Regions from separate parts of the Homo sapiens genome. Here region 1 is linked to region 2. Evidence: read pairs that join two places in POLR2A ChIA-PET (ENCODE). Cell type or tissue: GM12878. All regions are shown on one strand. Links, peaks and the distances in the headings refer to the core of each region. The heading gives the core; the rest is flanking DNA.

Evidence for each region. ChIA-PET counts read pairs that join two places held together with the same protein. Peaks named below come from ENCODE experiments on the same cell type or tissue, not always from the same donor. Only the 100,000 strongest peaks of a DNase experiment are listed, where the experiment ranks them.
Region 1: POLR2A ChIA-PET joins it to region 2 with 5 read pairs; 3 of 35 experiments call an interaction of 5 or more read pairs at or near these places.

What each region holds. Positions count from the first base shown.
Region 1 is chr5:10,840,458-10,856,071 of GRCh38, reverse strand. No RefSeq gene overlaps it. Among named protein-coding and RNA genes, the nearest start is that of CTD-2154B17.1, 61 kb to the right of the region's middle. In GM12878, for the core only: no CTCF peak of the experiment used is centred there; no DNase peak of the experiment used is centred there.
Region 2 is chr5:10,631,959-10,647,572 of GRCh38, reverse strand. It overlaps ANKRD33B (ankyrin repeat domain 33B), which reads right to left. Exons shown (of 4, transcript NM_001164440.2): 3 at 9,405-9,545. Among named protein-coding and RNA genes, the nearest start is that of ANKRD33B, 76 kb to the right of the region's middle. RefSeq lists enhancers at 9,871-10,603, 11,177-11,496, 13,389-13,468, 14,899-14,968, 14,989-15,614 and 1 more and silencers at 12,137-12,266, 13,719-13,808. In GM12878, for the core only: no CTCF peak of the experiment used is centred there; no DNase peak of the experiment used is centred there; H3K27ac peaks cover 729 bases.

The sequences.
Region 1 (15,614 bases), core at 4,793-8,792, 200 kb before region 2:
AGAGGGCCACTAAGCACATAGGCCCTACCCTCAGGGAGTTCCAATCTGATGGTGATAGGTCAGCTTCGCTAGAGGCCAAACCTGAGCCAGGCCTCGGAGGCACAGAGAGGATGGAGCACTGTACCCACTGGAAGGGAGGGGGTAGCCAGGACCCTCAGCCTGACCCCACAGAGAGCTCAGGAACAAGGAACTGCACCCCATTTGCACAAGGAGAGCAGCCTTTGTCCCATGCCAACCAGTCATTGACTGTGGGCTGCCCACCCCACTAGGGGTGCTGTGAAGCCTCCTGGGTGAGGCAGCTCTTGTTCCACAGGGGAAACTTCTTAAAGAGGACAGCCGTCTGAGCTGTCAGCAGCCCAGACTCACAACAGCTGGGGACACCAGCCCAGGAAAGGGGACCTAGGAGGGGTCCACTCTCTATTTAGCAGCCTCTGGATCCCTGCAATGTCTCAAGCCTTTAGAGTGTCTGAACCTAGGACTGAGTGCAGAGAAATGGGTCATGATTGAGGTTCCTGAGTGTTTCCTAGGGCTGCTGGAACAAAGTCGCACTAAAGAAGCAAACATTTCTGTTTAAAACAAGAGAAACCTATTCTCTGTTAGTTCTGGAGGTCAGAAGTCCAAAGTCAAAGTGTCAGCAGAGCCACACTCCTCCAAAGTCCCCAGGGAAGGATCCTCCCTGCTTCTTCCAGCTCCTGGCAGCTCCCAGCAGTCCCTGGTGTCCCTTGGCCGGTAGATGCCTCACTGCCAGCTCTGCCTCCATCATTGTGTGGCTTTCTCCCTGTGAGTCTGGGTCTCTGTGTGTCCTCTCCTTTTTTTATAAGGACACCAGTCATTAAGTTCAGGCAACACCCTAATCCAGCAAGATCTCATCTTGATCCTTAACTAATCACATCTGCAAAGACCGTTTCCAAACAAGGTCACATTCACTGCCACCAGGGGCTAGAATTTCAACACATCTTTATGGCAGACCATTCAACTCACAGCACTGAGGATGAGTTAGGAGTCCCACAGGGGCCACCACAGCCTAGGCCAACACTGCAGGGAACTCAGTGTTGGTTTATTGACAAGAAGCTACTGAAATAAAACACTGAGGCCAACTTTCAGAGGCTAAAAGAACAATGACCACCTGGGGCCAACTGGCCTTAAAAAAAGGATAGTTAAGCTGGAAGGGACAGTTCCTTCTACTAGCTGCACTTCTCAGTAGCGCTGGTGGAGTTTGGCTCCACAAAGGTGTCAAGCAACCTGCAAACCCCACAGCAATGGCCATCCCACATGGGGAGCAAGACTGGAGGCGCTTCTGTGGTTGGAGGAGTAGCTGTGGCTCACTGAGCCAGATCCTGTTGTGAAATAGTACCAAGTGGCTTTCCTTCTCTGGAACTCTTTTCCTTGTCTCTGCCCTGCAGTGCTTCCTCCACTAAAGCAAAACCGCAAGTCTGAGGCCTGTGGCAGCAGGGAAGAGCTGACCCAATGAGGAAGCCAGTACATGTATTTAAACTCTGGAACTTGGACCTTTGGAGTGAATTTCTGGCAATTGAGACATGGTCTTAATTGGTCTTGGAGGCATGGTCTTAAAGACCATGATTTTCATTTATAAAATCCAGACAGGTGAGAGGAAAAAGATCTTTTGTTGTATTTCAAGAAACATCAAGAGCCAGCCAGGAGGGTCCCAGAGCAAAGAGCTCAACAAACCACGGCACATGGTGAGGACAATAGCCCTCCTGGGTGGGAGCTGCAGATCTCACAGGAGGGAAGCAAGCAAGGTGAGAGGAGGGGGAGGCCTGCACCCTCCCTTGAGATCACACCCAGCAGGTTTGAGGGCTTGAGGGTCCAAGAGCAGAACTGATTTTCCTGAATATCCAGGAGGAAGCTGCCTCCTGAGCCACATATGGTGGTGTATTATATTAGGCAGGCCCTCCAGAGAAACAGATAGGGGATATACACACACAGAGATGACTGACAGATAGATAGATAGATAGATAGATAGATAGATAGATAGATAGATAGATAGATAGATAGATAGATAATACAGTATTGACTCATTCAATCGTGGAGACTGAGAAGTCCCATTATATGCCACCTACAGCTAGAGACCCAGGAGTCAATGGTATAGGTCAAGGCCTGAGAAGCGCAGAGCTGGTGCTGTGATTTCCATTTCAAGTCTGAAGGCTGAGAACCACGAGTGCTGAGGATGGAAGATCAAAGTCCCAGTTCAAGCAGTCAGAAGAAGACACAGAGAAAGAACCCTCCCTTCCTCTACCTTTTTATTCTACTCAGGCCTGCAACAGATTGGGTGGCCTGCACCCACATTGGAGAGGGCCATCTGCTTGACTCAGTCCACCAATTCAGATGCTAATCTCTTCCGGAAACACCCTCACAGACTGTGGAGAAAGAATGTTTGGTGAGATATCTGGACGTCCCTTGGCCCAATCAAGTTGCCACATAAAATTAACCATCACAGTTGGTTCCTATAATGCAGAAATGGGAGCAGAGATGATTCAGGCAGACAGGATGCCGAGAGGACCCATCCTCCCAACACCCTCACTCCTGCAGGATGTGGAAACCCAGAAGTCCCCAAACGTTGGATTCGAATGCCAAAGGGAGCTGAGAATTGAGGGCTGGTGTGCCTGGTAGGGAGGTGACCATGATGTAAGGCCAGGGACTATGTGGGCAGCCCAAACTAGGAACTAGACAAAGTCATGGCTGAATCTGCAGAAGCTGAGCTAAGAACTGGGTGGGGACAGAGCCAACAAGGATGAGTGCCCAGCTCTCCTGGACCAATTACAGCCTGTTGCCCACTGGCCCGAGGTCAACTCCCAGACCAGACATTTGCCTCCTTGCCATGTTTGCTAGAACACAGATCACCTTAGGGAAAAAGAAAGGAGTAGAGGAACTTGGAATCCTAAAGTAATTGAAAGATACAGAGCTTTAAACCAGGACTGACAGAATTGCCTGGAATTGGCAAGATTAAGTTCCCTACCATTAGCAGAAATGAGGGTTTGTGAGCTAAATTAAGCTCAATTATAAAACAATAAAGAAAGTTACATTTCTGCACACCGGAGTTTTATGGTTGTGAAATTTGTACCTACCATACAAGAACTGTAATTGCAGTTCAAGGCAATGTGTGATATATGCCATGTCAATTGTAGTGTTTTATGATTTCAAGAAAAGGAGAAAGCGTGCCTACTGGAGTTTTAGGACCTGCTCTGTTTATAGTTCAGCCTCTCCATCTTATAGATTACCTGACACCTTTCCTCAAACATAACTTCCCATAACTGTATTAGTTATGATTCCTTCTGCTGCAAGTGACAAAACTCTAACTCAAATCAGATTAAGAAAAGAAAAAAGAATTTATTAACTCACAAAACTAAAGAATCCAGAGGGAGCTCCAGTTTCAGGTACAGCTTGATCCAGGGCTCAAATGACTTCCCTGGGCTGGAGCTCCTGTCTAAATTTCTCAACTATGCTTTCCTGGTGTTCAGTTCATGCACAGGACTCATGTGTTGACAAACTATCTTCCATAATTCCAGTCCCGTGATCCTTTCACATTCATACCAACAGGAAAGGAGAATATGTTTCACTGACAGTTCCAACAAAAGCATGAGAACTGAAACTTCTTAGCTGTCATGGGCAGGATTCATATCATCTGACCATTAGGAAGTCAGTCACTCTGGCAGATGTATGGAACGTGCTGATTGGCTTAAACATGGAGTCAGTTTTACCCACAATGCATCCCTGGAGAATTGTGGAGCAATGATACCCCATGGGGCAAGGAGAAGATGTTGATGGGAAAAACAACAAATGTCCAGCATTCTCTCTCACATTCTGGCACACAGTTTTGTTACTTTTCCTTCCAAGACAGACAATTCCTAGGCCTGGGATATGCTCCATTTGTTTTCCCGTCACAGAGCTATGTAAAGACTCTGATGGGCTCCTAGGATTAATGTCACTGCCTGTGAGTAATAGAAACCAATGCAAGTTACCTTCAGAGGAACAAAAGAAAAAGAGAGGAAAAGAGGACATACTATCAAGCCACAGAGGAGTCTCACAGATCCTAAGAACAGGTTTGCATCAAGCCTCAGGAAGAGATGGAAACATGCCCTGTAAAACCACAGGGACCTGGGAAGTGCCCTTTCTGTTTTCTGTCTCTTGTTCCTTCTGCATGGCTTTGGGGCTCAGAAAACAATACCCCAACATGAAGGCCTTAGAAGCAAAGTTTTTCTCTGACCTCCTACCACCCTGTCTCTCAGACTCAATTTCCCCTGAGGCTAGCCATGGAAACTAGAATCCCTCTTCCCCAAGGCAAACCGTAGAAACCACAGCCTCCTTTCCTGAAAGCTATCCATAAAACCTAAAATTATTACGCTAGCTTTCCCTTTCCCGTTCTGAATAAAAACTGGCCATAAAGAAAATTATCGGACCTACCTTGTCTGACTGTAGATCATAAGATGCCTATTGCAGAGAAGGTCCTGCCCCATCCCCAGAAGGAAGGAACAGTGCTCAGAGAGGCCAAGAAGAATCTAGTCAGATAGGCTTTGTTGGGTTTTCCCACTCAGTCTATTAGCATTAGGTCACACCCTTTTTCTCCAATCGTATTTCTACATGGCTGTCCATACTTTGTTGTACCTAAACATAAAAATGGACAGCTTCTCCTAAAGGGGGCCTCATTCTCAAGGCTCCCGTGTACACACATTAAGTCAATATATATGCCTTTTCTCCTATTCATCTTTCTTTTGTGAATTAATTTTTCAGTGAACCTTCAAGGGGCTGAGGGAAACCTACCCCTTGGACCCTATAATGTCTATGCCAGTCTTTTCTCTCGTTTTAGCCAGTGCTTCCTCTGCTTCTCTGTCTGCATGGTGGAACATGGCTGCCTCATAGCTCCAGACATTGAGGTAATGAACATTTGGTAGCTTGAGATTGTCTCTTACTTTTGCTTTCCCTATTTTTCTAAATGCTTGACTTTTACCTCTAGCTCTGGGTGAGCGACCGTCAGAGCATCACATTTTCCCACCTATGGGGAGTGGTTCGGCTATAGACATGTGATTCAATCAGAGTCAGTGAGATGCAAAGAGACTCTTGCTAGGACTTTGGGTAATGAAGGATGCGCTCTTCCCCTTGGACTCAAACTTGGGAGTTGTAAACTGGAGCTTCTGTAGCCTTCTTGACACCACAATCTGAGATTGCACCAACCCAGAAGAAACAGTCGGGAAATGGAAAAAGAACCTTAGTCCTGTTGCAATTTTTAGATCTTTGGATCAATCTAAACCTCCACTGAGTTTTACCTTTAGACTTTTCAGTCATGGAGTCAATAAATCCTCTTCTGTTTAAGCCACTTAGACTGGATGTCAGCCACTTGCACCTGAAATAATTCTGATATGCCATGTTGATATGTTGCCATTTAAGTAACACATAGTATTTCTTGATGAAAATCCAAGTTCGCAGGAAAAAGAATCTACCTGGCCCAACATGGGTCACGTGTCAATACTCAGTCCAACCAACTGTGGCCAAGGAGGTTTGTGTGAGCAGGAGGAAGGGGCATCGCTCAGAGCCAGGAGACATACTGCCATATGCAATTTATCCCAGTGTGTTTGATGCTTAGATGCCTTTCCTGATCCTGGAGTGAAAACAGTAATTCTACCTACTTGCTTTATATTCCTAGTATGTTGATGCATCTCACTACATCTAAGACTAACAATGTAATATATTGGGCTGTACAGGACATTTCTCTTTGAGGGTACCTCCACTAGCAGAGAATACAGTTGTCATTTTTCTAAGAGTTGCCATGCTTCACTCTGAGTCATCAGCATATTCTCCACCAGTGTCCCTGGCTGCAGTGGTTTTCTCTTTGCTGAGGAAGCTTCACAATTAGCATATGATGGGGACAATGTACAATTAAATACTGGTGTAGGAGTGACATACATCAGCCTTAACACTGTAGAGGAACTGGAGACCATCTTCCTCAAGTATACCCTCCCAATATATGTCTCGTGTGCAGAGTATACCTTTCAGCAGCCAACTTCCAAACACAGCCAACAATGAGCAAATACTTAAATCCTTCAGAAGTCTTTATAGGTTAATTGGATTTATTTCTTACCTTGTGTTATAAACTGAATGTTTGTGCCCCCCTTAAACTCATATAATGAAGCCTTAAACCCTATTGTGATGACATTTGGAGGGGGATCTTTGGGAGGTAATTAGGTTTAGATGAGGTCATGAGGGTAGGGCTCCCATGATGGGCTTAGTGTCCTAATAATAGGAGACCAGAACGCTGTCTCCATCATGCGAGGACGCAGTAAGAAGGCAGCTCTCTGAAAGCCAGGAAGAGGGCCCTCAACAGACACTGACCATGCTGGCACCCTGGTGCTAGACTTCTGGCTTCCAAAAGGTAAGAAATAAACATCTGTTGATTAAGTCACGAGTTTATAGTATTTTGTAATAGCAGCCTGAGCAGACTAAGACGCCTTGACCTAAAAAGTTGGATGAAGAGTCATCCAGGAAATGAGGAAGAAGGAAGCCTTTATCTTCATGTGGATATTTGAGTCCAATGTGGATATAAATCTATTCTTATATACGTGGGAAAGTTTTTCTCAGACACAGCTTGCATTCAAAGGTTATTTACGTCATCAAAATGCTTTCAGACTTGCAAATTAGTGAGGATTGCGGCAGTACTCATGTAAACAGGGAACAAGTGCAGGATGCTGTGAGCAATAACCAGAAGCAAGTGGCTGTGCAATATTGAGTGACAAGAGGGGAATAAAATGAAACAGAAGAAAGCCATTTATTGAATACTATGTGTATCCAATTACTATGTGTATCAATCAGGGTTCAATCAAAGAAGCAGAATCCAGGAGATATATAGGCATACATACATGTATATAATATGTATGTGAGGACATCTATTATATGTTACATATTATATATAGTATCTTGTCATATATATTTTAAATTATATATTGCAGTATAGTTTATAATTGAATATTATATATTAGGCATTATATATAATATAAAGAGGGTTTTTAAAATTTTTCATTTTCTTGGGTACCATAGCAGGTGTATGTAGTTATGGGGTCATGAGATATTTTGATACAGGCATACAATGCATAATAATCACATTAGGGTAAGTGGAGTATCCATCACCTCAAACATTTATCCTTTCTTTGTGTTATAAAAATCCAGTTATACTTTTTTAGTTATTTTTAAATGTACAATAAATTATTGCTGACTGTAGTCACCCTGCTGTGTTATCAAATACTAGGTCTTATTCATTCTATCTAACTATATCTCTGTACACATTAATCGTCCCCCTTTTCGTGCTCCACTTCTGGTAGCCATTGTTCTACTCTACCTCCATGAGTCAACTGCTTTAATTTTTAGCTCCCACAAAGAAGTGAAAACATGCAAAGTTCTGTGCCTGGCATATTTCACAACATAACAATCCCCAGTTCCATCCATGTTGTTGCAAATAACAGGATCTCATTCTTTTTTATGACTGAATAGTACTCCCATTGTGTATATGTACCACATTTTTTTTTATCCATTTGTCTGCTGATGGACATTTAGATTGCTTCCAAATCTTGGCTATTTTGAGCAGTGCTGCTTAACAGAGGAGTGCAGAAATCTCTTTAATATACTGATTTTCTTACCTTTGGGTATATACCCAGCAGTGGGATTGCTGGATCATATAGTACTCAATTTTTAGTTTTTTCAGGAACCTTCAAACTGTTCTCCATAGTTGTTGTACCCACAAAAGTAACTAATTGGTAGTAAGTAGTCTTAATAGTAATTAACAGTCCCACCAACACTGCACAAGGGTTCACTTGTCTCCACATTCTTGCCAGCATTTGTTATTGCCTATCTTTTAGATAAAAAGCCATTTTAACCGAGGTGAGATGATATTTCATTGTAGTTTGATTTGCATTTCTTAATGATCAGTGATGTTTAGTACCTTTTCATATATCTGTTTGCCATTTATATGTCTTCTTTTGAGAAATGCCTATTTAGATCCTTTGACTATTTTTAAATTAGATTATTAGCTTTTTTCCTATAGCGTTATTTGAACTTCTTATGTATTCTGGTTATTAATTCCTTGTCGGGTGGATAGTTTGCAAACATTTTCCCCTATTCTGTGGGTTGTCTCTTCACTTTGCTGTTTGCTGTGCAGAAGCCTTTTAACTTGATATGATCCTCATTTGTCCATTTTTTCCTTTGATTGCCTGGGCTTATGGGATATTACTCAAGAAATGTTTGCCTTGTTCAATGTCTGGGAGAGTTTTCTTTTTTTTTTTGTTTTTGAGACGGAGTCTCGCTCTGTCGCCCAGGCTGGAGTTCAGTGGCACAATCTCGGCTCACTGCAAGCTCTGCCTCCTGGGTTCACTCCATTCTCCTGCCTCAGCCTCCTGAGTGGCTAGGACTACAGGCGTCTGCCACCACGCCAGGCTAATTTTTTTGTATTTTTAGTAGAGACGGGGTTTCACCATGTTAGCCAGGATGGTCTCGATCTCCTGACCTCATGATCCGCCCACCTCGGCCTCCCAAAGTGCTGGGATTACAGGCGTGAGCCACCGCGCCTGGCCGAGAGTTTTCTTTCAATAGTTTCATGGTGTGAGGTCTTAGATTTAAGTCTTTAATCCATTTTGATTTGATTTTTATATATGGTGAGAGACAGGGGTCTAGTTTCATTCTTCTGCATATGGATATACAGTTTTCCCAGCACCATTTATTGAAAAGATTGTCTTTTCCCCAAGGTATGTTCTTGGCACCTTTGTCAAAAATGAGTTCATTGTAGATTTATGCATTTATTTCTGGGTGCTCTATTCTGTTTCATTGGTATATGTGTTTGTTTTTATGCTAGGACCATGCTGTTTTGGTTACTACAGATTTTGTAGTATAATTTGGAGTCAGGTAATGTGATTCCTCCAGTTTTGTTCTTTTTTTCTCAGGATAGCTTTGATTATTCTGGGTCTTTTGTGTTCAATATAAATTTTAGGAATTTTAGAATTGTTTTTTCTATTTCTGTGAAGAATGGGGTATTTTTAAAGGGATTACATTGAATCTGTAGATTGCTTCAGGCAGTATGGACATTTTAACAATATTGATTCTTCCAATTCATGAATGTAGAATATCTTTCTTTTTTTGTGTCCTCTTCAATTCCTTTCATCAATGTTTTATACTTTTTATTGTAGAGATCTTTCACATCTTTCTTTAAGGTAATTTTCAAGTGTTTTATTTGTAGCTATTATAAATGGTATAAATGAGATTACTTTCTTGATTTCTTTCTCAGACCGTTTGCTGTTGGCATATAAAAATACTACTGATTTTTGTATGTTGATTTTGTATCCTGAAATTTTACCAAATTTGTTTTATCAGTTCTAACAGTTTTTGGTGGAGTCTTTAAGTTTTTCCAAGTGTCATATCATCTGCAAACAAGGATAATTTCACTCCTTCCTTTCCAATTTGGATGCCCTTTATTTCTTTCTCTTATCTAATCACTCTAGTTTGGATTTCCAGTACTATGTCAAATAACAGTGGTGAAAGTGGTCATCCTTGTCATGCTCCAGATCTTAGGGAAAAGGCTTTCAGTTCTTCCCCATTTAATATGATACTAGCTGTGGGTCTGTCATATGTGGTCATATATGGCCTTTACTGTGTTGACACATGTTCCCTCACAGGGTTTTTTATTGCAAAGGGGTGTTAAATTTTATGAAATGTTTTTTCAGGATCAATTGAAATAATTATATGGTTTTTGTCCTTCATTCTGTTGATATGATGTATCACATTGATTTGCATATGTTGAACCATCCTTGCTTCCTTGGAATAAACCCCACTTGGTCATGATGAATGATCTTTTAAATGTGTTGTTGAACTCAGTTTGCTAGTATTTTGTAGAGGATTTTTGCATCAATGTTCATTGGGGATATTGGTCTGTAGTTTTCTTTTTTTATGTGTCTTTTTCTGGTTTTGGTATCAGGGTAATACTGGCCTCATAGAATGAGTTGGAAAGTGTTCCCTCTATTTTGTGAAATAGTTTGAGTAGGATTCTTATTAGTTCTTTTTTAAATGTTGATAAAATTCAGCAGTGAAGCCATCACATCCCAGGCTTTTCTTTGCTGGTAGAATTTGTATTACAGCTTAAATCTTGTTATTTGTTATTGGTCTGTTCACGTTTTGGATTTCTTCATAGTTTAATCTTGGGAGATTTTATGTGTCTAGGAATTTATCTACTTCTTGTAGGTTTTCCAATTTATTGCCATATAGTTGCTCATACTAGCTTCTAATAATCCTGGAGTTTCTGCAGTATCAGTTGAAGTGTCTCCCTTTTCTTCTCTGATTTTATTTATTGGGTCTTCTCTCCATTTTTCTTAGTCTGGCTAAAGTTTTGTCCATTTTGTTTATGTTTTCACAACCAACTTTTTATTTAATTGATCTTTTGTATTTTCTTCATTTCATTTATTCCTGCTTTAATCTTTATTATTTCTTCTACTAATTTTGGGTTTGGTTTGCTCTTGCTTTTCTAGTTCTTAAAGATGCATTATTAGGTTGATTATTTAAAGTATTTCTACTTTTTGATGTAAGTGCTTATACCTATAAACTTTCCTCTTACTACTGCTTTTGCCTTATCCCATAGGTTTTGGTATATTGTGTTCCCATTAACATTTGTTTCAAGAAAATTTTTTCGATTTCCTTCTAGTTTATTCATTGACATACTGGTCATTCAGCAGTACAGTGTTTAATTTCCATGTGTTTGTATAGTTTCCAAAATTTCTTTTCTTAGTAATTTCTAGTTTTATTCCATTGTCTGAGAATTGTCAGACAATTTTATTCCATTGTCTGAGAAGATGTCTGATGTAACTTTGATTTGTTTGAATGTTTTAAGACCTGTTTTGTGGCTGATATGGTTTGGCTCTGTGTCCCCACCAAAATCTCATCTTGTAGCTCCCATAATTCCCATGTATTGTGGGAGGGACCCGGGGGAGATGATTGAATTATGGAGGTGGACCTTTCCAGTTCTGTTCTCATGATAGTGAATGGGTCTCATGAGATCTGATGGTTTTAAAGCCAGGAGTTTTTCTGTACATGCTCTCTCTTTGCCTGCTGCCATCCACATAAGATGTGACTTGCTCCTCCTTGCCTTCTGCCATGATTGTGAGGCATGCCCAGCCATGTGGAACTGTAAGTCCAATAAACCTCTTTCTTTTGCAAATTGCCCAGTATCAGGTATGTCTTTATCAGCAGTGTGAAAATGGGCTAATACACTAAATTGGTACCAGTAGAGTAGGACATTGCTGAAAAGGTAACTGAAAATATGGAAGCAACTTTGGAACTTGGTAACAGGCAGAGGTTGGAAGAGTTTGGAGGTCTCAGAAGAAGAGAGGAAAATATGGGAGAGTTTGGAACTTCCTAGAGACTTGTTGAATGGCTCTGACCAAAAACCTGATAGTAATGTGGACAATAAGGTCCAGGCTGAGGTGGTCTCAGATGAGATGAGGAACTTGTTGGGAAATGGAGCAAAGGTGATTCTTATTATGTTTTAGCAAAGAGACTGGCAGCATTTTGCTCCTGCCCTAGAAATCTGTGGAACTTTGAACTTGAGAGAGATGATTTAGGGTATCTTGCAGAAGAAATTTCTAAGCAGCAAAGCGTTCAAGAGGTGACTTGGGTGCTGTTAACAGCATTCAGTTTTATAAGGGAAGCAGAGCATAAAAGTTCAGAAGATTTGCAGCTTGACAATGTGATAGAAATGAAAAACCCATTTTCTGAGAAATTCAAGCAGGCTGCAGAAATTTGCATAAGTAACAGGAGCCACGTGTTAATCCCTAAGACAATGGGGAAAATGTCTCCAGGGCATGTCAGAGGTCTTTACATCAGCCCCTCCCATCACAGGCTCAGAGGCCTAGAAGAAAATGGTTTCGTGGGCTGGGCCCAGGGTCCCCGAGCTTTGTGCAGCCTAGGGACTTGCTGCCCTGTGTCCTAGTTGCTCCAGCCATGGCTGAAAGGGGCCAACGTACAGCTTGGGCCATGGCTTCAGAGAGTGCAAGCCCCAAGCCTTGGCAGCTTCCATGTGGTGTTGAGCCTGCAAGTGCACAGAAGCCAAAACTTGGGGTTTGGGAACCTCTGCCTAAATTTCAGAAGATGTATGGAAATGCCTGGATGCCCAGGGAGAAGTTTGCTGCAGGGGTGAGGCCCTCATGGATAAACTCTGCTAGGGCAATGTGGAAGGGAAATGTGGGGTCAGAGTCCCCACGCAGAGTCTCTACTGGGGCACTGCTTAGTGGAGCTGTGAGAAGAGGACCACCATCCTCCAGACCCCAGAATGGTAGATCCACTAACAGCTTGCACTGTTTGCCTGGAAAAGCCACAGACACTCAACACCAGCCCATGAAAGCAGCTGGGAGGGAGGTGTATCCTGCAGAGCCACAGGGGCGGAGCTGCCCAAGACCATGGGAACCTACCTCTTGCATCAGTGTGAACTAGATATGAGACATGGAGTCAAAGGAGATCATTTTGAAGCTTTAAGATTTGACTGCCTCACTGGATTTTGGACTTGAATAGGGCCTGTAATCCCTTTGTTTTGGCTGATTTCTCTCATTTGGAATGGCAGTATTTACCCAATGCCTATACCCACATTGTGTCTAGGAAGTAACTAATTTGCTTTTGATTTTACAGGCTCACATGCAGAAAGAACATGCCTTGTCTTGGATGAGACTTTGTACTGTGGACTTTTGAGTTAATGCTGAAATGAGTTAAGACTTTGAGGGACTGTTGGAAGGGCATGATTCGTTTTGAAATGTGAAGATATGAGATTTGGGAGGGTCCAAGAGTGGAATGATATGATTTTGCTCTGTGTCCCCACCCAAATCTCATCTTGTAGCTCCCATAATTCCCACGTGTTGTGGGAAGGACCCAGTGGGAGATCATTGAATTATGGAGGTAGGTCTTTCCAGTGCTGTTCTCATGATAGTGAATAGGTCTCATGAGATCTGACGGTTTTAAAAGCAGGAGTTTTTCTGCACAAGCTCTCTCTTTGCTTGCTTCCATCCATGTAAGATGTGACTTGCTCCTCCTTGCCTTCCACCATGATTGACAGGCCTCCCTAGCCATGTGGAAATGTAAGTCCAATAAACTCTTTTGTAAATTGCCTAGTCTCAGTTATGCCTTTATCAGCAGTGTGAAAATGGACTAATACAGTGGCCTAACCTTGTGAATGATCCAAGTGGTGAGGAGAAGAAAGTGTATACTGCAACCGTTGGATGAAATGTTCTGTAAATACCTATTAGGTTCATTTGGTCTATAGTGCAGATTAAGTCTAATGTTTCTTTGTTGATTTTCTGTCTGGAGGATCAATCCAATGCTGAAAGGGTGTTGAAGTCTCCAGTTATTATTTTATTGGGGTTTATCTCCTTAGTTCTAATAATATTTGCTTTATATATCTGAGTGCTTCAGTGCTGAGTACATATATATATTTATAGTTGTTACATCCACTAGCTGAATTGACTCCTTTATTACTGTATAATGACCTTCTTTGTCTTTTTTTCCCTTGAAATCTATTTCATCTGTTATAAATATAGCTACTCCTCTTTAACTATTTTCTTGGTTTCCATTAGCATGGAATATCTTTTTCATCCCTTTATTTTCAGTCTATTTGTGTCTTTATAGGTGAAGTGTGCTTCTTGTAGGCAATAGATCATTGGGTCTTTTTTTTTTAATCCATTCAGCTACCTTGTATTTTGATTGGAGAGTTTAGTCCTTTCACATTTAGTGTTATTATTGATAAGTAAGGACTTATTCCTGCCATTTTGTTGTTTTCTGGTTGTTTTGTGGTCTTCTCTTCCTTCTATCCTTCCTTTTAGTGAAGGTGATTTTTCCTGGTGGTATGTTTTAATTCCTTGCTTTTATTTTTGGTATATCTGTTGTCTATTTTTTATTTGAAGTTACCATAATGCTTACAAATAATATCTTATAACTCATTATTTTAAGCTGAGGACAATTTAACACTGACCTCATAAGCAAAGAAACTAACAAACAAGCAAGGAGAAAACTAATAAAAACTCTACACTTTAACTTTGTCCCTCCACTTTTTAACTTTTTGTTGTTTCTATTTATATCTTATTGTACTATGTCTTGAAAAGTTGTGGTAGTTATTATTTTTTATCAGTTCTTTGAGTCTTTCTACTCAAGATATAAGTGGTTTACACACCCCAATTACAATGTTAGAATATTCTGTGTTTTTCTGTGTACTTACTATTACCAGTGAGTTTTACACCTTCAGATGATTTCATGTTGCTCATTAATGTTCTTTTCTTTCTAATTGAAGAACTCTCCATAGCATTTTTTGTAGGACAGGTCTGGTGTTGATGAAATACCTCAGCTTTTGTTTGTCTGGGAAAGTCTTTATTTCTCCTTCACGTTTGAGGGATTTTTTTTTTTTTTTTTTTTTGCCAGATATGCTATTCTAAGGTTAAAGGTTTTTTCCTTCAGCACTTTAAATGTGTTGTGTCACTCTCTCCTGGCCTGTCAGGTTTCCACTGAAAAGTCTGCTACCAGACATATTAGAGCTAAATTATATGTTATTTATTTCTTTTCCCTTGATGCTTTTAGGATCCTTTATCCTTGACCTCCGGGAGTTTGATTATTAAGTGTCTTGAGTGAGTCTTCTTTGGGTTAAACCTGCTTGGTGTTCTATAACCGCCTTGCACTTGAATATTGATATCTTTCTCTAAGTTTGGGGAGTTCTCCGTTATTATCCCTTTGAATAAAGTTTCTACCCCTATCTCTCTCTGTACCTCCTCTTTCAGGCCAAAACTCAGATTTGCCCCTTTGAGCCTATTTTCTAAATCTTGTTGGCATGCTTTATTTTTTAAATTCTCTTTTCTTTTGTCTTCTCTGACTGTGTATTTTCAAGTAGCCTGCCTTCAAGCTTACTCAGTTTTTCTTCTACTTGATCAATTCCACTTCTGAAAGCCTGTGATGCAGTCTTCAGTGTTGCAATTGCACTTCTCAACTCCAGAATTTCTCCTTGATTCTTCTTAATTATTTCCATCTCTTTATTAAATTTAATGTAATAGAATTCCGAATTCCTTCCCTGTGCTGTCTTGAATTTCTTTGCGTTTCCTCAAAACAACTATTTTAAATTCTCTGTTTGAAAGGTCAGATATCTGTCTCTCTGAGATTGGTTCCTGGCAAGTATTTAGTTCATTTGGTGAGGTCATGTTTTCCTGGATAGTCTTGATACTTGTGGGTGTTCACTGGTGTCTGGACATTGAAGAGTTAAGTATTTATTGTAGTCTTTGCAGTCTGGGCTTATTCGTACCTGTCCTTCTTGGGAAGGCATTCCAGATATTTGAAGTGACTTGGGTGTTTAAATCTATTTTTTGGTCATTGCAGCCCTATTTGCATTAGGAGGCATCCCACACCCAGTAATGCTGTGGCTCTTGCAGACTCATAGAGGTGCTGTCTTGGTGACTTGGATAAGATCTGGAAGAATTCTCTGGATTACCAGGCAGAGACTCTTGTTCTCTCCCCTTACTTTCTCCCAAACAAACAGAGTCTCTCTCTTTCTGTGCTGAACTGCCTGGGGCTGGGGGAGGGATGACACAAGCACCCCCATGGCCACCACC
Region 2 (15,614 bases), core at 455-4,454:
CCCCAGTCCACCCACTGCCCCCAAATATTGCAAAGTTAAACTTCAACTCAACTTGATGAAATCTGCATAAATTTCAATGTTGTAGTATAGAAATTAATACGGAATTGCTGTTCAATTAATCTTGGTCCAATCTCAGTCCCACATACTGTTAAAAATCATTGAGGGGCCAGGCATAGTGGCTCACACCTGTAATCCTAGCACTTTGGAGGCCGAGGAGGGCAGATCTCCTGACGTCAGGGGTTTGGGACCAACCTGGCCAATACATGGTGAAACCCCACCTCTACTAAAAACACACAAAAAATTAGCTGGGCGTGGTGGCAGGCACCTGTAATCCCAACTACTCAGGAGGCTGAGGCAGGAGAATCGCTTCAACCCGGGAGGCAGAGGTTGCAGTGAGCCGAGATCGCACCACCGCACTCCAGCCTGATTAACAGAGAAAGACTCCATTTCAAAAAAAAAAAAATCATTGAGGATTTCAAGTCCCATTAGTCATATCTCCACCAGCAAAGCAACATGGAGAACTAGGGCAATTATCTAGTCTGTGAGCTCAAAGGGGACCGGACCCGACAGACGCTTCTTCATTTATATCCCATGCAGACCCAGGAGTCTGACATGTGATGGCTGATCAACGTGTGCTGAACTGAGGAAGGTCGGGTCCCCAGCCACTGCCCTGGCCTGTTGGCCCACAGTGGCCTCATGGCTCTGGCAGACCCAGCTCACCTGAGCTTGCCTGGTAAGGATCTTAGTTCTGTGACACATTAAAGAATAGCCATATTAGAAGAGTGGTAATTATTTGGAACTGGATATCAGGATGGAACTCATTAGCTAGAGTACAATTTATAAACTGACTAAAATGAAAAGGGGGCAGTAAAAGTGTCATTGCAAAAAATAGATGACACATTAAACCTTAATTAATTGCATGTCACTTAAAAAAGGAACAAACTATAAAATTAAAATCTTAATGAACACTGCCTGAAAGAGACATTTTTCAAATGCTAATGGAAAACCAGAGGAAGATCTGTCCAAAGTTTTGCACTCTTCGTCCTGATGTTCACCTATCTTTTCAAAATGATCTCAGAAAATACAAACATTCTAAGGAACAAAGGCCACTGAGCCCTAGAATCAGAGTCATGCTATAAATTAGGGATCTGCTGCCTTAGGAAGCAACTGTAAAGGGTTATATTAATGACATGAACACAGCAATTAAATTATAAAAGATAAGTACCGATTATTAACATTTTATACAAATACCTTCCAGAGAATACAGAGGATTTCTGAAATGCCACTGTATCCATCTTCTCGCCAGCAGACCCCCCAGCATCGTCATCTCCCACCCAGTGTTGTTTTGCCCAGGGCTCAATCATGTGGACAAAAGTGGAGCTGCCACCCATGGGTCCACTCGCTGCCTTGTTGAGTGCTCTAAGTCTACACAAAATCCTCTATTTCACTTGAGGCAGCAACATCCTCAGTTCTTGGCAATGCATCACGATCAGTCTAACCCAGGACTTCTGAACCTCAGCACTGTTGACATATTAGGCCAGGTAATTATTTGGTGTGGGCTGTCCTGTGCATTGGAGAACATTTAACGGCATCCCTGATCTCTACCTTCTTCTAGATGCCAGTAGCAGTCCGCCAGTTCTGACAACCAAAAATGTCTACAGACGTGGCCAAATGTCCCCTGGGGCAACATTACCTCCAGCTGAGAATCACTATTGGAATCTAACGGCTGCAATCCTGTTCCCCATTCTTCCAGCCTCCCTTACAGCTAAAAGTAGCCAAGCAACCCAGCACTGGTGACTGAGCCCTAAAGAGGGTTCTGCCTCCTGACGAAAGGGACCAGCATGGTTGGTGCTGCTGCAGCTTCCTGTCTGAAACACATATTGGGTGATTCTCGTGGAATCAAGGGGTGACAGATCAACAGGCTAAGGGGAGCCAAATGGACAGGAGGAAACCACTGTTGTCCTCATGGAATCCAGGGCCAGCTCTGGAGGGTGACTGCCAACCTCAGACTTCCAGGGAGCTGAGAAATGCGGCCTGTTTTCTTTAAGCCACTGTCTAGTCAGGATTTCTGTTACTTGCAGCCAAAAACATTCCAAACAGGTGCTAATGGGAAAAAAAAATCTATACTTTCCATCACTCATTCTCAAGAAGGCTTTCTCTGGGAGCCATGGCCAGGCCCAGGACTAGCAGGAGGTGGGTGGAGCGTGAAGCCCTGAATGTGTCACTTCCTTTCCTGCTTCTCCACCAGCCCCCACCCACCCCCATGTTATCCACTCTACAAACCCTAGCTCAGGTCTCCCTCTTGCCAGGGGGCCTTTCCTGGCCACAGGAGACCACTGTGGACCAGCCCTCACTGCCTCCCCTTGTGCCACCTCCAGCCTGTATCTTGGGCATTGTGGGTATAATCGGGATGACAAATCTGGATGCAGGGTCCAAGAAAGAGCTTGTGCTCCAGCCCAGCAGGGAGGACAAGCCACCCCCACCACATAGCAGGTGGGAAGTGTGCTCAAAGTTCTCATCTCCCCTCAAAGAGGCACTGGAGTTGGGAAATAAACTTCCCAGCATCTCTGCGATATCTTTTCCTCATAGTGGAGGGTCCAGGGGGTCTGAGTCCCAGCTGCCCACAAGAGGAACCTGCTCATTGGTGGACATTTCTTAGCTTCCATTCTTCCCAATCTCACTTGCTGCCCCCTCACTCCACTTCCTGGGGCCACCATCCCTCAAAACTACTTGCCCCCAAGTCCTTGTCTCGAGGTTTGCTTTGCAGGTGACACAGAATGCTTGACTTTTCATCCTTTCTCTGGCTAATGACTTCAAACAATTCTACATGGCAAATTCACACTTCATAGGAAATTTAAGTTTTCCTTATAAACAGAAAGAAACCTCTATATGGTTGGAAATCATCTGACTTTCCAGAAAGAGATATCAGGGCTTCCCTGAGACAAGAGCAACCCTCTGACCCACAGCGGGAGCATCTCTGATCTCTGTTCCTCGCCGTCCTTTAAATCCACTTTGCGCCTTGGAATCACAGGAAGATTTGAGGTTATTGCTGCTTGTTTTTGCTTCCTGAAGGCTGCGGCAGTTACACCACACTTCAGGTCTGAAAGTGAGCTCCCTTAAGCAAGCCTGGAACCTGGCAACCTCCACAGATTCTGCCTCTCTTCAGAAAAAAATCACATCCTCGATACGCTTCTCAGAGCCACCTATTTAAATAGACCTGTCACTGTGGGCATTAATATTTCAGTGAATTAACAAGGTTCTGCAACTCCCTTGTGATGCTCTTCAGCAGAGCCTGCATTACTCCTTACGAAGCCAAACCAAAGATGCAATCGATCAGCCTCTCAGAACCCGGTTATACTTTTTATTACAATCTGAAGTGTCAATCTAAAAGAAAGGCTCTGGCTATTAGTTTCTTTAAATGGTTTATTTTTTTCTTAATATCACGTATTTAAATGGAAAGAATAAGACTTAAAATATTTGTGTGAATTTTAGAAATATATCAACATCTGTCCTTATTGCTCTCCACTAATCCTGGGGAAGCAATTCAACACTTTTTTTTTTTTTTTTAATTCTTACCCATCTACTGTCAAAGGAAAATAAAACCCACTTTTCTTGGGAGAACTGTAAGCTTAGTAGTAATAGTAGAAGATGAAAATATTCCGTAAGTTCTACACTACAACCAAAGCTTAAGAGGGCAGCTCAAAAGTTCCCTAAACAAGATGTCACTTCTCTTTTTTTTTTTTTTTTTTTTTTGAGACAGAGTCTCACTCTGTTGCCTAGGCTGGAATACAGTGGCATGATATCGGCTCACTGCAACCTCCGCCTCCTAGGTTCAAGCGATTCTCTTGCCTCAGCCTCCCGAGTGGCTGGGATTACAGGCTTGTGCTACCATGCCCGGCTAAATTTTTTTTGTATTTTCAGTAGAGGCGGGATTTCACCATGTTGGCCAGGCTGGTCTCGAACTCCTGTCCTCAGGTGATCCACCCGCCTCAGCCTCCCACAGTGCTGAGATTACAGACGTGGGCCACCATGCCCGGCCAAGATGTCACACTTTTATTTGAGGGAGGAATACAGAACAAGCGAGGAAGAGTACACAGAGGGGAAAATGTCTCTTCTCACTTTGTATATCCTTTCCCATTTAAATTATTTATATCAGTGGTTCTCGATGGGAAGCAATTTTTCCCCCAACCTGGGAGACTTTGAGCAACATCTAGAGACATTTTTGGTTGTCACAACTGAAGAGGTGCTACAGTCATCTTGTGGGTAGAGGCCAGGGATGCCACTAAAAATCCTACAATTTGAAAGACAGCCCCCACAACAAAGAATTATCTGGCTCTGCATGTTAGTAGTGCTGAAATTAAGAAACCCCTGGCCAGGTGCGGTGGCTCACACCTGTAATCCCAGCACTTTGGGAGGACGAGGCATGCAGATCACAAGGTCAGGAGTTTGAGACCAGCCTGGCCAATATGGAGAAACCCTGTCTCTCCTAAAAATACAAACATTAGCTGGATGTGGTGGTGCATGCCTGTAGTCCTAGCTACTCAGGAGGCTGAAGCAAGAGAATTGCTTGAACCCAGGAGGCAGAGATTGCAGTGAACCGAGATCGCGCCACTGCACTCCACTCTGGGCGACAGAGTGAGACTCCGTCTCAAAACAAAACAAAACAAAGCAAAACAAACAAACAAAAACAGAACAAAAAAGCAAAAAACAAAAACCCTGAGGTAGGGGCTTACTACCCTCATTAAGAAAGTTTAAGTATCTCATTTACAAGATATTTCTCAAAGGGAAAAACAAACCGTATTTTTTCATTCACTTAACAGATAACTATTGAACACATAAACTCACCAATAATCATAATAATAACAATAATCACAACCAACATGTCCGAAGGCTTCTCCAAGCCCAGCATGCACCCGAGGGCTGTTCTGTTGTGAACGTGCCCAATCCGCATCCCACCTTCCTGCGGTGGGTGCTATCATTAGCCTCATTTTATAGAAGAGGAAACTGGGGCCCAGAGAGGTGAGTGACAGGCTGCAGGTGTAGAGATGGGAAGTGGAGAAGATGAATTTGAAACTGGGTCCTGGTTCCTGGACTGTTTCTGTTCAGCTCCTGCTCTGTACCTCGTATAGGACAGGGAGAGACTCACTAGAGGATCCCACAGACAATAATCCGTGGATTGTTCTAGACTGTGATGGGGGATGGGCTTGCAAAGTGGAGAATAGGGGAGGGAGAGTCTCAAATCTAATGTCAAATTTGTATCCAAATAACTGATGGGGGAAGAGCAATGTCAGCAGTAAACCCACTGCCCGCAGACTCATCGTTCCAAGAGATGTGCAAGGTGTTTCTGGAATCCTCTAAATGCTGTCACACATGCCTGAAACCCCCAGGAGACCCAGGGAAGAAAGCACGGCAGTCAAACGGAGCGATTAGAGGGCAACTGACCTAAAAAAGGTTTGCAGTTCAAATTAATTCAATGGGAAAGTGCAGTGATGTGACTGACATCATAAATGTTCAGTTGAAAAAGTCAATTACCAAACATCTACGCCCAATTATAACTAGATCCAGAAATAGTAAAAGTGTCTGAAGCTCCCGCCAAACACAAAAGCATCACATAATTACCATTTAATTAGTAGGAACCATTTCTCATTGATGAGGGCAGGCAGGGCCGAAACTCTGTTGAAACTGATATCTCGTTTTTTTAAAATAAAACTATCATCTCTGAATCAAAAGTACAATCGATAGGACTCGTTTTTAATTATGTTTTTTTTTTTATTTCCAAGAAAGTTTTCATCTTTGAAGCCTCTATTCTCATTCACTGAACTTATTTTTATTATAGCATCTCCTAAGACTAAAGAATCCCCTAAGGTTAAAGCAAAAAGAAAGATAAATCTGAAGCAATTGTGAATCCTGTAACTCCAGATTGATCTCGAGAAAAACAACAGACGGGCTCAGACTGGGCGGTGCTGCACACTGGTTGGAATCAAGACTGTCCCGTCATGGGCAACAGGTTATGACAGAAACTTCACAGACCCAAGAAGATGAGGGGCAGGGCGCGGTGGCTCACACCTATAATCCCAGAACTTTGGGAGGCTAAGGCGGGCAGATCACGGGATGTCAGGAGTTCAAGACCAACCTGGCCAACATGGTGAAACACCGTCTCTACTAAAAATACAAAAATTAGCTGTGCGTGGTGGCAGGTGCCTGTAATCCCAGCTACTCGGGAGGCTGAGGCAGGAGAATCGCTTGAACCCGGGAGGTGGAGGTTGCAGTGAGCCGAGATTGCACCACCGCACTCCAGCCTGGGCGACAGAGTGAGACTGTCTCAAAAAAAAAAAAAAAAAAAAAAAGAAGAAGAAGAAGAAGACTGGGGACAACTAAGAAGAAGACAACTAAATGTGGGAGCCCAGCAGGGGTCCTGGAACAGAAAAGTGACATTAATGGAAGCACTGATGCCTGGGAAAACTCTGATGCCACCCTCAGGATAACCAAGACAGGGGTGGTGCTGTGGTCTGAATGTTGACGACCCTCCAAAATTCCTATGCTGGAACTTCAGACCCACTGGAATAGTATTAAGAGGTGAGGCCTTTAGGGGGTGATTAGATCATGAGGGCTGTGCCCTCCTGAATCAAACTAGTGCCTTATGAAAGAGGGTTTGAGGGTACCTCGGTGTCCCCTCTGCCATGAGAGGAGACAGTAAGAAGGAAGGGGCATCAGCAGACATCGAACCTGCCGGCACCTTGATCTTGGACTTCTCAGCCTCCCCAAGTGTGAGCAATAAATTTCTACAGTTACAAATTACACAGGTGAGGTATTTTGTTATAGCAGCAGAACAACTAAGACAGAGAGGAAATCCACTTCTTCAGGAACTTGCAGCGCCAAGCAGGACTGGCTGAACCCAGTGCCAAGAACAAAAATAAAGAGAAATTAAAATAACAGAATTAAGTAATGGTGAAAGCAGCATCGCACATTCACTGAGATGTCAGCTGCTAACTGAATCTAACACGACATGTGCTTGACACATATTTTCTCATTTAATTCTCAAAATAACCCGATGAGGTTGCACGAAGGATGATCATTGATTCTATTTCAGAGTGAAGAAAAGAGTTAAAGCTATTAGTTGTGTGGCATTTAGCTTAGTAGCTCATTGAAGCTGGATAGCCTCTAGGAGTGTATAAAGTATTGTTGCATTTTAGCCTCAGGGAGGTGAGGGAGAAAGAGGTCATTACTCCCATTTCACAGATGGGAACAGGAAAGTGCGTTCTCCAAGATGGCGCAAAAGACAAAGAGGGGTTGATCCAGGTTGATAGCCTGAGAATTTTCCACTCTATGACACAGCATAGAAAACGGAAATTGCCACACACATCACCATGCAATACCACGTTGCCTCCTAACATTACCACGCAACTCCACATCACCCGCTAACATCACCACACAACTCCACGTCACCCGCTAACATCACCGCGCAACTCCACGTCACCCGCTAACATTACCACGCAACTCCACGTCACCGCCTAACATCACCGTGCAACTCCACGTCACCCGCTAACATCGCCGCGCAACTCCACGTCACCCGCTAACATCGCCGCGCAACTCCGCGTCACCCGCTAACATCACCGCGCAACTCCACGTCACCGCCTAACATCGCCGCGCAACCCCACGTCACCCGCTAACATCGCCGCACAACTCCACGTCACCGCCTAACATCGCCGCGCAACGCCGCGTCACCCGCTAACATCGCCGCGCAACTCCGCGTCACCCGCTAACATCGCCGCGCAACTCCGCGTCACCGCCTAACATCGCCGCGCAACCCCACGTCACCCGCTAACATCGCCGCGCAACTCCGCGTCACCCGCTAACATCGCCGCGCAACTCCGCGTCACCGCCTAACATCGCCGCGCAACCCCACGTCACCCGCTAACATCGCCGCGCAACTCCGCGTCACCCGCTAACATCGCCGCGCAACTCCGCGTCACCCGCTAACATCGCCGCGCAACTCCACGTCACCGCCTAACATCGCCGCGCAACTCCACGTCACCGCCTAACATCGCCGCGCAACGCCGCGTCACCCGCTAACATCGCCGCGCAACTCCGCGTCACCCGCTAACATCGCCGCGCAACTCCGCGTCACCGCCTAACATCGCCGCGCAACCCCGCGTCACCCGCTAACATCGCCGCGCAACTCCGCGTCACCCGCTAACATCGCCGCGCAACTCCGCGTCACCGCCTAACATCGCCGCGCAACCCCACGTCACCCGCTAACATCGCCGCGCAACTCCGCGTCACCCGCTAACATCGCCGCGCAACTCCACGTCACCGCCTAACATCGCCGCGCAACCCCACGTCACCCGCTAACATCGCCGCGCAACTCCACGTCACCGCCTAACATCGCCGCGCAACGCCGCGTCACCCGCTAACATCGCCGCGCAACTCCGCGTCACCCGCTAACATCGCCGCGCAACTCCGCGTCACCGCCTAACATCGCCGCGCAACTCCGCGTCACCCGCTAACATCGCCGCGCAACTCCGCGTCACCCGCTAACATCGCCGCGCAACTCCGCGTCACCGCCTAACATCGCCGCGCAACTCCGCGTCACCCGCTAACATCGCCGTGCAACTCCGCGTCACCCGCTAATATCGCCGCGCAACTCCGCGTCACCCGCTAACATTACCACACAACTCCACGTCACCCGCTAACATTACCATGCAACTCCACATTGCCTCTTAATGTTACCATGTAACTCCGGATCACCTCCTAACATTACCCTGCAACTCCATGTTACTTCCTAATGCTACCGTGCAACATGTCGCCTCCTAACGTTAACAAGCAACTCCACATCGCCTTCTAACGTTACCATGCAACACGTCACCTCCTAACGTCACCATGCAACTCCACGTCACCTCCCAACGTTACCATGCAACTCCACATCACATCCCAACATTAACATGCAACTCCACATCACCTCCTAACGTTACTATGCAATGCCACCCACCAGCAAGCAGTGACCTAGGATGGCCTGGGCCGTTCCCACCATCCCTACGCCCACCTTCAACAGCACAGTCTTGCCATTTACAGCCAAGGGATCACCCCTTTCTGAGGAGGAACAGATATGGACAGGACTTGGGGTGTAGAACGGGTGGGCAGGAGGAAAACAGCAGGTGAGGGAAGGTGCCACCCACTGCAAAGCTCAGCAGGGAGCAGAAAGGGGTGTCCTGAAGGGAACCAATGCTGTGGCTTTTTTAAAACCTCAGATAGTTACAGAAGTATATGTCAGTGAAGAAACTATTATTTATTGCAGCAACTAGGCATTGTTTCTATGGGAGTGATTAATCTCAAAACATATTCCATAAAGGAGCAACTCTGGTGTCCCAGGGCCCCTGGAAGCTGCACAGGACAGGTGGACATACCTGCTAGCATCAGGGCTCGGATGCAGTCCGTTCGACCCTGCATGGCGGCTTTCATCAGGGCGGTGAACCCGAACGCGTTCCTCCTTTCAAGGTCAAGACCAGGGAAATAGTTCAACAAGTAGTTAGTGATGATAGCGTGCCCTGTAAAGAGAAGTGTACACGTGTATTGGTTCCCACTTCCACAAAATGTGCTGGTTCCAGCCAGGCCTTCCTAGAGAGAGAAAGAAACACTGAGTCAGCCCTGGGCCAGCCGGTCTGCTGTGTGAGTTTTTCTCGGACCCCAAGACAGAATTCTCCTGGAGCCCAGGAAACAGAGGAAAGGAGAAGGCACCGCCCTGGCTGCAGCGCTGCTGTTTTGGGTTCTTGCAGGTCCCCTTCGGCAAAGCACTCGAGGGAGGAGCTGTCCCATTACACTACTGGGGGTGGATGTGGGGGGCAGGGACGCTGCGGGCAGGTAGGGAGCGCAGCCTCAGACAGCCAATGAGGGCAGGAAGCCTCAACTCCCAGCAGGAGACGCCCGTGCAAACAGATGCAAAGCTGCAAATGAGCTTCAGAACCGCTTCCAAGTGCTCCAGAGCTGCAGGGAGGAAAAAGTCATCATCATAGCAATAGGACAGTGCCAATTCACGCTGGCACCCTGTTCCCACCCAGAAGCAGGAGTCTCTCTCTCCACCCTTACCCACCACCACCCCTCCCCCCGCCGCCGTGTGTGTGTGTGTGTGTGTGTGTGTGTGTGTGTGTGTCTAACTACCTACGCCCACACACATCCCACAGAGTGTCGCAGGCAAGGCCCTCAGCTATAAAGCAAAGCAGGTAAGGAGATGTCTCAGAGAACACAGATTTCTCCCCTTTCTCACCTTGCACCTCCAAAAAGGATCTAACTTTCTGCTCATTCCCAGGCACGCCCATGGTGCTCTCAGTTAATGGTGAATAAGGAGAATGTCACAGCAACAGTGCTGTTTCCAGGATTCTCCCATGGAAAACCAAAATGGAGTGGGAGAGCATCCTCTTGGGTCAACTGTCCATGCCACCTGATGCCGGCTAGCTCATAAGTCCTTGTGTGAATACATCTCCCCCTCCCCCACTTCAGTGTCCTGGAGCAGGGTCCGTCCCAGCCTTGGCACAGTCGGCACAGGGGGCCGCATGACTCTTGGTTGTGGGGACTGCCCTGTGCACTGCAGGACACTAGGCAGATCCCTGGTCTCTACCCGATAGATGCCAGTAGCAACCACCCCCACTCCCGCATAGGTTGTGACAACCAAAACTGTGTCCAGACACCACCAAACCGCCATCGGTGGGGCAAGAACACCCCAGGTGAGAACCACTGTCCCCGAAGCTCAGACTTCACTCCTTCGTGACCAACCACACCTGGTGGAAAGAGCTTCCTTCCTCTCTCCCTCTGCTGCACCCTCCCCTGAGCTGCCACCTCCATCCAGGCCCCTGCTGATGAGGTCTGAAACTCTTGGGAATATGAGCAATCTGCCCGAGTCTCTCCTCCTGAACCCCAGGGGAGGTGCTGGGTACCCAGTTCCCATCCTTTTTGTTTATTTAAGAGATGGAGTCTCTCTTTGTCACTCACACTGGAGTGCAGGAGCACGATCATAGCTCACTGTAGTGTGGACCTCCTGGGCTCAAGAGATCCTCCCTCCTCAGCCTCCCAAGTAGCTGGGCTCACAGGCGAGCATCATCATGCCCAGCTAATTAAAAAAAATTTTTTTTTGTAGAGATGGGATCTCCCAACGTTGCCGAGGCTGGTCTCAAACTCCTGCATTCAAGCAGTTCTCCTGCCTCAGCCTCCCAAAGTGCTGGGATTCCAGGTGTGAGCCACTGTGTCTGGCCACAGTCCCCATTCTTATGCACCGATGACGCAGTGCTCAGAAATCCCCACTTATTCATTCCAACTCAAGCATGTTCCTTTCAGCCCCCACTGTCGCAGCTGCAGGGGCCTCGTGGACATTTCTATGCACTCTCTCCTTAACTTGGCATCACCTCCCTCCCCCCAGGAACACCTGAATCATGGAGAAGCCGGGCCCTGGGCCCAGAATCTCCACAGGCATCTGGTTTGCACAGAAACTTCCAATGGGTGGCACTGCCTGAGATTTGGGATGGGAGAGAGGTGGCAAGGACATCACTCTGGGGTCGGGCAGGCATGAGACCTGAGGTGCCTCCCCAGCCCAGCCCACCTCTGCAGACAGAATACTACGTGAGCATGACGCTGCAGCAGCCTCCAGGATTCCCCGCTGCGGCTGAGATCTCCAGTAGGCAGGGCTGGGCGCCCTTGGCCTCTGCTCCCCTAGCCCCTTCAGTTCAGCAAATCCAATATGAAACCCTCCGATATATCAAGTGGCTTCTGTCTCCCCAGCCACACCCTGAGGGATAGTACTGCCGGGGTTGGAACCCAGTTTCCTCCTTTGAGGGCCACTCCAGGCTGCTGCCTCACCAGTATGAAATCCTGTGGGTTTGCTCTTCATCAATCCAAAAGAAGAAGGAACAGGCAACCAAAATCAGGGGTGAACTCTCCTGAGGAGCAAGCTCGCCATTGACCTCAGCCCATCTCCTGAGCTCTCCACAAATGTGAAAAGGGGAACCATGTATCTTTTTGAAAAGGAAGCCCTGATGAGTCTAACAGTGTTCAGGTTATAAGCAGGAAACAAAGGGTACGATCCCCTCGCTGCGTGACTCACAGCCAGTCGCTGGTGCTTTTTTGACTCATTTACACCACATTGCTCTCCCTCGTCCTTTACTATGTGCGGGGAGGGGCTAAGGCCAGCTGTCAGGTACCCAGAGCTGCTGAATTACTCTCAACTGGGTGGTATGGGAAGGTGGGGGAATCCTTTGATCTCAGTTTGGTTTATGGTCCAGTTAAATGCTTGGCGGCACCTGTCAGTTAGATTTAACCAGGGGCATAGTAAAATGAATTGCAATTCCTTTGGAGCCATTTCTTTAAACTGTGAAATAGCGTGTCCGTCACAATCTTCTGCAGGATGTTCCTTTGCACTGATATATCCTCAGCACTTTGAACAGGTGGAAAGAGGAAAAACTCAAAGTCCACAGAGCAAACCACCCATTATATAGATCTGTTCTGCGTATTATGTTGAGTCCAGAAAAACCAACATGCAGTCAACTTGTTCTGACTACAGGCCTGAGCTTTCGATGATCCAAGAAATCACGCCCTGCTTCCCACGGGTTTTCCCAGGATGGCAGAATAATACCTCTCATCACACAGATGACCCCATTCAATGGAAATCAAAGGTGGACCCAATACTTCTAAGAATGTATAAGTATTAACCTTTCTTCTTTAAAAACCATGATGAGTAACCAAAAGGAGCTTTCCTTTTCTTTACATATATGAGACACACAGCCTTCCTTGCACAAGGGAACCCAAACACACGCCATATTGAAATCTAGTTTGAGGCCAGGTGCAGTGGCTCACTCCTGTAATCCCAGCACTTTGGGAGGCCAAGGCAGGCAGATCACTTGAGGCCAGGAGTTCAAGACCGGCCTGGGCAACATAGTGCCTGTCTCTACTAAAAATACAAAAATTAGCTGGGTGTGCTGGTGCATGCCTATATTCTCAGCTACTCAGGAGGTTGAGGCAGGAGCATTGCTTGAACCCAGGAGGTGGAGGTTGCAGTGAGCTAAGATCACACCACTGAACTCCAGCCTGGACGACAGAGTGAGACCCTGTCTCAAAAAAAAAAAAGAAAAAAATCTAGTTTGAGCCCAGTCCAACTTGGACATTATGGAATCGGACTTGGTTCCTGAAATCCTCAGAGAAGCCCTTTTAAAGGGTAGGTTCACCTAGAGAACCCCAGAACACCCCCTCTCCACCAATAAGCCCTACCCTGCTTAAGAGAGGGTCACAAGTGACCCAGGGAGGAAGTGAATTTGAATGAAATCGCGTCACTGGAACATAGTGTAGACAATGAGCTCAGTACTGAAGAGAGCTGGCTCTGAGAACAGCCAGGTTCAAGGCCCAGGCCTGCCACTCAGAATCCGGGTGTCTTTTGGAAGTCAGCTTTTCCATATCTGTAAAATGAGGGATAATATCAACCTCCCATTTGTGAAAATTATAGGAGACAATCTGTGTGTAAAAGGTGCCCAGCAGAATAGAAAAATCTGGAAGAAAAATTCTGAATAATCCAGGCAGGCACTCCACTCTCAAGGGGCTAGAACGTGTTCCCCCCTCCTTAACCCGCGGGCTGCGTGCACTGACTTCCTGTGAAAGACTATTACACGGAAACGGGGGAGGAGGGAGAGAACCTCACAGTGGAGAAATCTGCTAACATGACCTCAGCCAGGTGACCAAGGCCCATCAGCCCTTTATCGGGCGTCTTCCTCCAAAAACTCATAACTCCAGTCTCATCACAAGAAAAGCATCAGGCACGTCCAAATTAAGGAACATTCTGCAATGTACCTGACCAGTCCTCCTCAAAACTGTCGAGGTCATGAAAAACAAGAGAAGTCTGAGAAGCTCACAGCCAAGAGGAGCCTGAGGAGCCATGAGTGCTAAATGCCACATGCGATCCTGCAACAGAAAAAGGAAATCCGGGAAACGCTGAGGAAATCCGAATAAAGAACGGACTTCAGTTAATAATGGTGAATTGACACGCGTCCATTCATTGTGTTCAGCGCGTCACGGACGTCAGATCTTAACAACAGAGGGAACCAGTGTGAGGCACACAGGCATTCTCTGTACAGTGTTTGTGGTTTCTCTGTAAACATAAACTATTCTCAAATCAAAAGTTTATTTTAAAAAAAGAGGAGATAGGCTTGGCGCAGTGGCGCACGCCTGTAATCCCAGCACTCTGGGAGGCCGAGGCGGGTGGATCACGTGGCCAAGAGATCACACCGTCCTGGCCAACATGGTGAAACCCCATCTCTACTAAAAATATAAAAATTAGCTGGGCGTGGTGGCGTGCACCTGTAGTCCCAGTTACTCCGGAGGCTGAGGCAGGAGAATTGCTTGAACCCAGGAGGTGGAGGTTGCGGTGAGCCAAGATTGCATCACTGCACTCCAGCCTGGTGACAGAGCAAGACCCCATCTCAAAAAGAAAAAAAAAAAAAAAAAGAGGAGAACTGGCTGGGCATGGTGGCTCACGCCTGTAATCCTAGCACTTTGGGAGGCTGAGGGGGGTGGATCACCTGAGGTCAGGAGTTCAAGACCAGCCTGGCCAACATGGGGAAACCCCATCTCTACTAAAAATAGAAAAATTAGCTGGGAGTGGTGGCGGGTGCCTGTAATCCCAGCTACTCGGGAGGCTGAGGCAGGAGAATCACTTGAAACCAGGAGGAGGAGGTTGCAGTGAGCAGAGATCATGCCACTGTACTCCAGCCTGGGCAACAGAGCAAGACACTGTCTCAAAATAAATACATAAATAAAAATAAAAATAAAAAAGGGGAAACTAGCATAGAGCCGTTCAAAAAGAGTGCAAGGTCAGGACCATGATTCACAGCTGGCTGTGCGGCCTGGTGTGGGGCCTCTCCACCCTGGACCTGAGGCTCTCCCAGTGGTGGGGAGCTCACCAGGAAGCCACGGGAGCATTCAGGAGGCAGAGATGGAGCCCAGCCCCCAACCCCGGGCAGGAGGAGGGAGAGGAGTGCTTGATTCAGAGAGCTCCTAAATGAGTGGATGGACAGGTCTGTGGTATGCAAAAGAGGAAAGCTGGAAATGACGCCTGGCCCCGCCACACCCCTGGTTCCGCTCTGCATGGATGCGAAGGTGCCTTCGTTGGGGGACACAAAGAGGTGGACACCCACGCCACCCGGGCCCGACCGGCTTCTCAGCCTGCCCCAGCAGTGCTCCTGTGCTTCCCGGTTGACTCTTCCCCAGGCCCCATGGGGAAAATGTTAAATTTTTCACATGGAAGTCACCGACCTCACGCAAACCCCTCTCCTGGATGACTCATCTTCAAGTTCATAGAGGGAACAGAAACCACCAGAAGGGAAGTCCCTCGGCTTTCCCCCATCGCCCCCCACGCTGCCCACATTCACGGGCCTCCGAGAAGGAAAAGTGAAATCCTGAGCCATCCAACGGACTGAACCGACCCCCTCCTGCCCAAGGGGACCCCAGAGAACCCTTGAAAACTGAGTCCTGGCTATGACAGGATGGAAGGGCAATGCGCCTCGTTATACCCATTCCTTGCTAACCGTGAGGCTTTCTTTCCTAAGTCTAAACAGAAACCAGCCCGTTCTAAAGACTCCTCCACT